Linked DNA regions of Mus musculus: region 2 is linked to region 1. Evidence: chromatin loops called from intact Hi-C (ENCODE). Cell type or tissue: left cerebral cortex. All regions are shown on one strand. Each heading gives the region's core, and the rest is flanking DNA. Links, peaks and the distances in the headings are about the cores only. Region 1 has its middle 34 kb from the start of Gm14569. Region 2 has its middle 8.1 kb from the start of Snora69.

Region 1 (2,920 bases), core at 96-2,595:
ATTACAGTTAAATGGCATTCCTAAGTAGGCCAGATGTGATTAAGAACAATCATTTTAGAGCTGGACAGCTGAAGGTTAGAAGTCCAGCTCTAATGAACTCTAAGTGTGTGCTCTCAAGCAAATTGCTTGCACTCTGTGTTCCTTATTTGTCTTATCCACAAAAAAGAGGAGGGATAGGAACAGCCAAACCTTGTAGGGCTGGAGCCAAGTTGTAGTGAGATCCTCCAGCTTGATGCCTATAGTGGGAAATGTGGCAAGGAATGAGCTGTTTATATGAGGAGGGAAGTATCAACCCATCCCAAGAGGGCAAGCATGGGGGTAAACATCTGTAGGCTTGGACTACTTGTTCCCAGCAAAGAATCTTGAATAAATGTCTGGTTATCTTCTGGGTTATCCATACCTAACTGTAAGGAATCAGTTTGTGGTTATGTGAGCTCCTTTTTAAAATTGTTCTCATGATTTAGGGGTGTGACACTAGGAATTGTGGGAAATTTATAACATGGGGTATGTTATAAATTGTGTGTCTTGTAGCATTGGAAAAAATATATCCTTGCTTGTTACCAAACTGCCCTAAGTCTTCTCTCTCTCTCTCTCTCTCTCTCTCTCTCTCTCTCTCTCTCTCTCTCATTTTTTTCTGGCGCTGCAAATGAAACCCAAGAACTGGCATGTTTCAGGCAAGCCACAAACTCTAATACTGATTTCTATGTTGCTATTCAATTAGACATCTCTATTTGCATGTCCTGTGGGCACTGCAACATTTAACCAGGGGACTTGGGGAAAGGCACTTCTCTCTGAATCTCGGGGCCTTCTGTACAATGACATGTCAGAAACAGATAGTTTTCTGGGCTCTTTCGGCTCTGACAACCCGAGGTCCCCTGTAAAGCTAACTAACCCAGCAGAGTGCTCCACCCTGAGTACAAGACTTGTCCAGGCAACAAGTCTTCAAGGTGTTCAAAGGAGAGTAAACGTCTCGCTGCAAGGTCTTAACGAGGTCCAAAGAATCAGAGATGATGTGGGGAAGGACAGAGCAGCTACAGGAAGAAAGGATCAAGTCTATGGCAGTGCTGTTACAATGTGTGTCTCTTATCTGGGGAGTGGAAATGGAAAGAAGAGTTTGGTTAGAAACAAAAAGTCATGCACACTGAGTAGAAATCAAGGTCAAAGTCTGACCTTAGGTCCCTTAAAATTTTTCACATTCTGAAATGTCAGGGAACATTCATTATACACTGACCCATTGTTCTTTGGGATATGTGCTTAACGAGGCCATTAAGTTATTCCATAAGCCTTTATTGAATGACTTCCTTGGACTAAGGCTTGTATTGAGTGCTAAAGGTAGACATAGATAAAATAAGGTTTTACCCTTGGAGGGGCCTCAGTTGGAGCAGACAACTACAATGTGATAGCCTGTTAGGGGGTCTTACAGGGAGCGTTAATGCGCAAAAAGAAGCCAGATGCCTTTGAAGGGAGGACAGGAGGTGAGGCCTGAGTAAATTCCAAAAACTCACTAAGATTTATCACATTGGGAAGGAAAAAGGGAGCACTTCAATCTCCAGTCTTCCCCATCCTTGTTGAAAAGTGTCTGACGTCCTCAAAGAAAGAATACTGTGAACACAATTTAGCTGTGGCTATGGCTAGCATCTCACCAGATGTTGTCACATTATCCCACAGGTCCTGGGAAAGCATAGAGATGTTTCAAAAGCAGGGCCTTAACTAAGTTATTGCAAAGGAACTATTGAGAAAAATACCATCTGTTTCAAAGAGAGCTGATGAGTTAGTTCAGCTCTGTAGAGGGAGCACTTTGTGGATAGATTAGAAAAGCTAATTTTGAGTTCAAACCAACCAGTCGCCGTTTATGGGTCTTGATCTGGCACCATGACCTCTTTCTTCCTAGTTTCTTGTATTCAACATGGCAGTGCCCTGTATGGGTGGGTTGGTTTGTTAACTGGTTTTTGGAACAAAATATCTGAAAAAGGCAACTAGAGAAGGAAAGGCTCACAGTTAGAGGGTATAGTCATTCATGAGCAAGTGAAAGACACACTGACAGGAGTTTGAGGCAGTTGGTCATACTGTGTCTGCAGTCAGAAAGCTCAGAGATGACTATGGTTTCTCAGTTAAAGTCATTTAATGCAGACCCCACCCCACCCCCATCTATGACACTGTATCTCTCACATTCAAGATGGATCTTAGCGCCTCTGCTCAATATAATTCCTTCACAGGCAGGCCTGGAGGTTTGTCTCCTTGGTGATTCTCTATCCTGTCAAGTTGCCAATCAATATTAACCATCTTAAAAGGTTTCTTCAATGCCTAGCTCCTAAGCTACTCCCTCACAAAAAAAAAAAGGAAAAGAAAAGAAAAGAGAAGAGAAGAAAATGGACACAGAAAATCAACCTGAAATTAGTCTAAGAGCATCAAAGAAAAATGGCCTGTCAGCCATCTCCAAATGCTGTTCTCTCTCTGATTTTCCAATCACCATGGTTACCCTTAAGAAAAATTATTTCAGATTGGAAGATTGTATTTCTTAGGATGATAAAAGGTTCCCTCAAATATAGCTTTTAACCTTCCATTAGGAAAAAAATGAACATCATCAAATAAATTGACATTATTTCCCGAGTATGTTAGGATCACAATCTTATACTCTGTTGGTGTCTATTCCCAGCCTGAGCAGGAAGCCCAGGTAACTAGAAAGACTTGCTACCTCCTAAAATTTCCTTACAGGGATGGGAAGATGGATCAGTGGGTTAAGTATTTTTTTTGTGGAAGCATACGGACCTATGTTCCAGTTCCCGGCACCAACATAAAATCTGTGCATGGGCTATGTGCCTATAAACCCATAACTATGGGTTGTGGAGGGGGGTGGACTTGTTGGAACTCGTTGGCCATCAAGTCCAGCAGAAACAGTGAACTTCAGGTTCAGTAATAG
Region 2 (2,920 bases), core at 179-2,678, 550 kb after region 1:
CAGGGTAGCCTTGAATTCCTGATCCCTCTGTGTTTGCCTCGAAAGTGTTGGGATTAGAGATGTGTACCACGATGCCCAGTTTATGCAGTGCTGAAAATGCAACCCACCATCTCATGCACGCTAGGCAAGCATTTTACCAACAGAGCTACATCCCCAATCTCAATATGTTTTACTTATAGAAGTTGTTAAAACTGACCAAAAGAACTCAGTTTTAGCTAGGAATAGTGGCTACTTGAAATCCTAGCACTTGGAGGTGAAGGCAGGAAGACAAGGAGTTCAAGGCCAGACACACACACACACACACACACACACACACACACACACACACACACACACACAGGATTTAGAGAGGGAAGGAGGCAGAGAGAAAAAGCATGAGAGAGAAAGTGGGGAGAGGAGCAGAACCAGAACCAGAACCAGAGCCAGAGCCAGAGAGGTTGGTTTCATTTAAGGTGACTCCTGGGAGCAGGAGATACAGACACTAGGAAGAGTGTGGCTCAGTAGTAGAGTCCTTATATACACAATGGTCCTGCATCCCATCAAAAGAAGGAAGAGGAGGAAGAAGAGGAGATGGGATGCCCATATATCCTACATCCATATTCCTCTACGATCCTAAGACTGCTTTATTCTTTTTGTCTGTGTATGTGTGGGGTGGATGTGCACATATGAAGTCCACATGTATGTGTGCCTTAGAATGGGGAGGCCAGAGGCTGTGTCTTGTGTCTTTCTTAATTGTTCTCCCAGTATTTTCCCTGTATTATTCTTAATTTTATTCAATATTTTAAATATTTAAATATTTTAAAGGTTTATTTACATATGTATATAGATAAATATAATAAAAATAAATATATGTTTATTTCCATATTTATATAGATACGGGTACTTTTCTGCATGTACATCTGCACACCAGGAGACAGCATCACACAGTTATGAATTGCCATATGGGTTCTGGGAATTGAACTCAGGACCTTTGGAAGAGCAGTGAGTGCTCTTAACCACTGAGCCATCTCTCCAGCCCTGTTCTCCTCTTTATTGAGGCAAGGACTCTCACTTGAGCACAAAGTTTACCAAAACTGGGCTAATCTAGCTAGCGAGGTTGTTCTGGGGATGCCCTGGTTTTGTTACCTCCCGTGTGCTGGAATTAGAGGGTAACCTCTACACACATCTGGCCTTCATGTGGCTTCGGCAAGTGCTTTACCCAGTCAGTCATCTCCCTACCTTGTTTAGACTCCATTAAAATACAAGTCTCTGAGAACCAGGAAATCAGGCCAATGCAGAAAAGCGTTGCAAAGGCTCCCTCTGGCGGTAGCAGCCCCGAATGACAACTTGAGACTCATTCTGCGCCTCTAAACAGAGGTAACATTTAATTCCACTGTTCGCCCCCTTTTCATTTTTGGTTTTCTGTTTTTATGGATTTTGTAATGTACCTAGGACTGGCCTTAAACTCTTCACCCTCTTCCTCTGGCCTCTACTTCCCAAGTGCTGGAATTGCAGGTATGTGTCTCCATGTCAGGTTCAGTTTTGACTCCTCACTAGTCCAAATCAAAGATGGCGTGACAGGTAAAAGCACTTGCTGCCAAGCCTGGCAATATTTCCATCACTGGTGTCCGTATGCTAGAGAAAAAATTCCTCTGACTTCCATTTGTGTGTCCTGGCATATCACATATTACACACATGCATGAGTGCACACATACACCATGATGAAATAAATAAATGTAGCAAAAAATTCATAGAGAGCATGTTTTCTTTAAATCCCACAATCTATAAACTGATTTGTATCAGAATTTATTCCATTTTTATTCTATATGGCATCTTTCCCACATGTCAGCATCCTTGGGGTCTCTAAAATACCCAGACTTAAAACAAATGTCAACATAAATGACTGTAGAAAGCAGAAAGAGAACGAAAGAAGCAAACAGCCAATGACAAAGGACCAGAGAGGGAAGGCGTCTCTCCAGGCGATTCATGGCCAGCACACAAGTCTCTTGTAACAGAGGCCCTTGCCCAGGCCTGCTCAGCCCAAGCCAGCCTATTTACAGGCAAGATCATACAGACCTGGTCCTTGAGACATTCTGGATTGGCTCTTCACCCAACTTGAAATGAGACCCAACTTGGGCCAATGGGGTTTTTCCTCTCAAAATCTGGCTGTTGAGATTTGGTGATTTCAATCCATTTCTGATTCTCTGCCAGGAGGAAGGACAGTGAAGCAGCTGTGCAGAAAGAATCAAGCCTAAAGAGAGAGGGGGTGGGGCTGGTAAGATGGCTCAGTGGTTACGAGCACTGACTACTCTTCCAGAGGTCCTGAGTTCAAATCCCAGCAACCACATGGTGGCTCACAACCATCTGTAATGAGATCTGATGCCCACGTCTGGTGTGTCTGAAGACAGCTACAGCATACTTATGTATAATAATAAATAAATCTTTGGGCCTGAGTGAGCGGGATTGATCAGAGTGAGCAGAGGTCTTAAAAATTCAATTCCCAAAAACCACATGAAGGCTCACAACCTACATATAGAGTGTACTCATATACATAAAATAAATAAATCCTTAAAAAAAATATGCTTCTAGATTTTAGGGTTTTCTTTGATATTTAAAGTAATAAAAAGAATTTTAAGAGGGGGGGACAGGGCACCCTGCTTGATTTTTCAGTGGCTTTAAAGGCTTGCATCTGCTTCTTCTGGAAGCCAACTTTTTCCTTAAAGGTTTATTTTATTTTGTTTTTACTTGTGCGCATGCGTGTGTCTGCTTGAGTTTACACACGTTACACATGGAAGATCCACTGGAACTGAACTTAGGGAACTGAACTTAGGTCCTCTGAAAGAGCAGGATGTCCTGTCCTCTAAGCCATGAGCCATCTCTTCCACCCCCATTTCAAAGGTTCCAGCAGTATATATTAAGTGTATATAATAGCCGGGCAGTG

What was found. Hi-C counts contacts between places; a loop is a spot of excess contacts. Peaks named below come from ENCODE experiments on the same cell type or tissue, not always from the same donor. Only the 100,000 strongest peaks of a DNase experiment are listed, where the experiment ranks them.
Region 2: it touches region 1 in a loop (3-fold over the local background); 3 of 42 quality-filtered maps call a loop at or near these places.

Annotation. Positions count from the first base shown.
Region 1 is chrX:36,525,444-36,528,363 of GRCm38, forward strand. No RefSeq gene overlaps it. Among named protein-coding and RNA genes, the nearest start is that of Gm14569, 34 kb to the left of the region's middle. In left cerebral cortex, for the core only: no CTCF peak of the experiment used is centred there; a DNase peak (open chromatin) is centred at 1,657.
Region 2 is chrX:37,073,439-37,076,358 of GRCm38, forward strand. No RefSeq gene overlaps it. Among named protein-coding and RNA genes, the nearest start is that of Snora69, 8.1 kb to the right of the region's middle. In left cerebral cortex, for the core only: a CTCF peak has its summit at 1,297 (motif pointing left); a DNase peak (open chromatin) is centred at 1,293.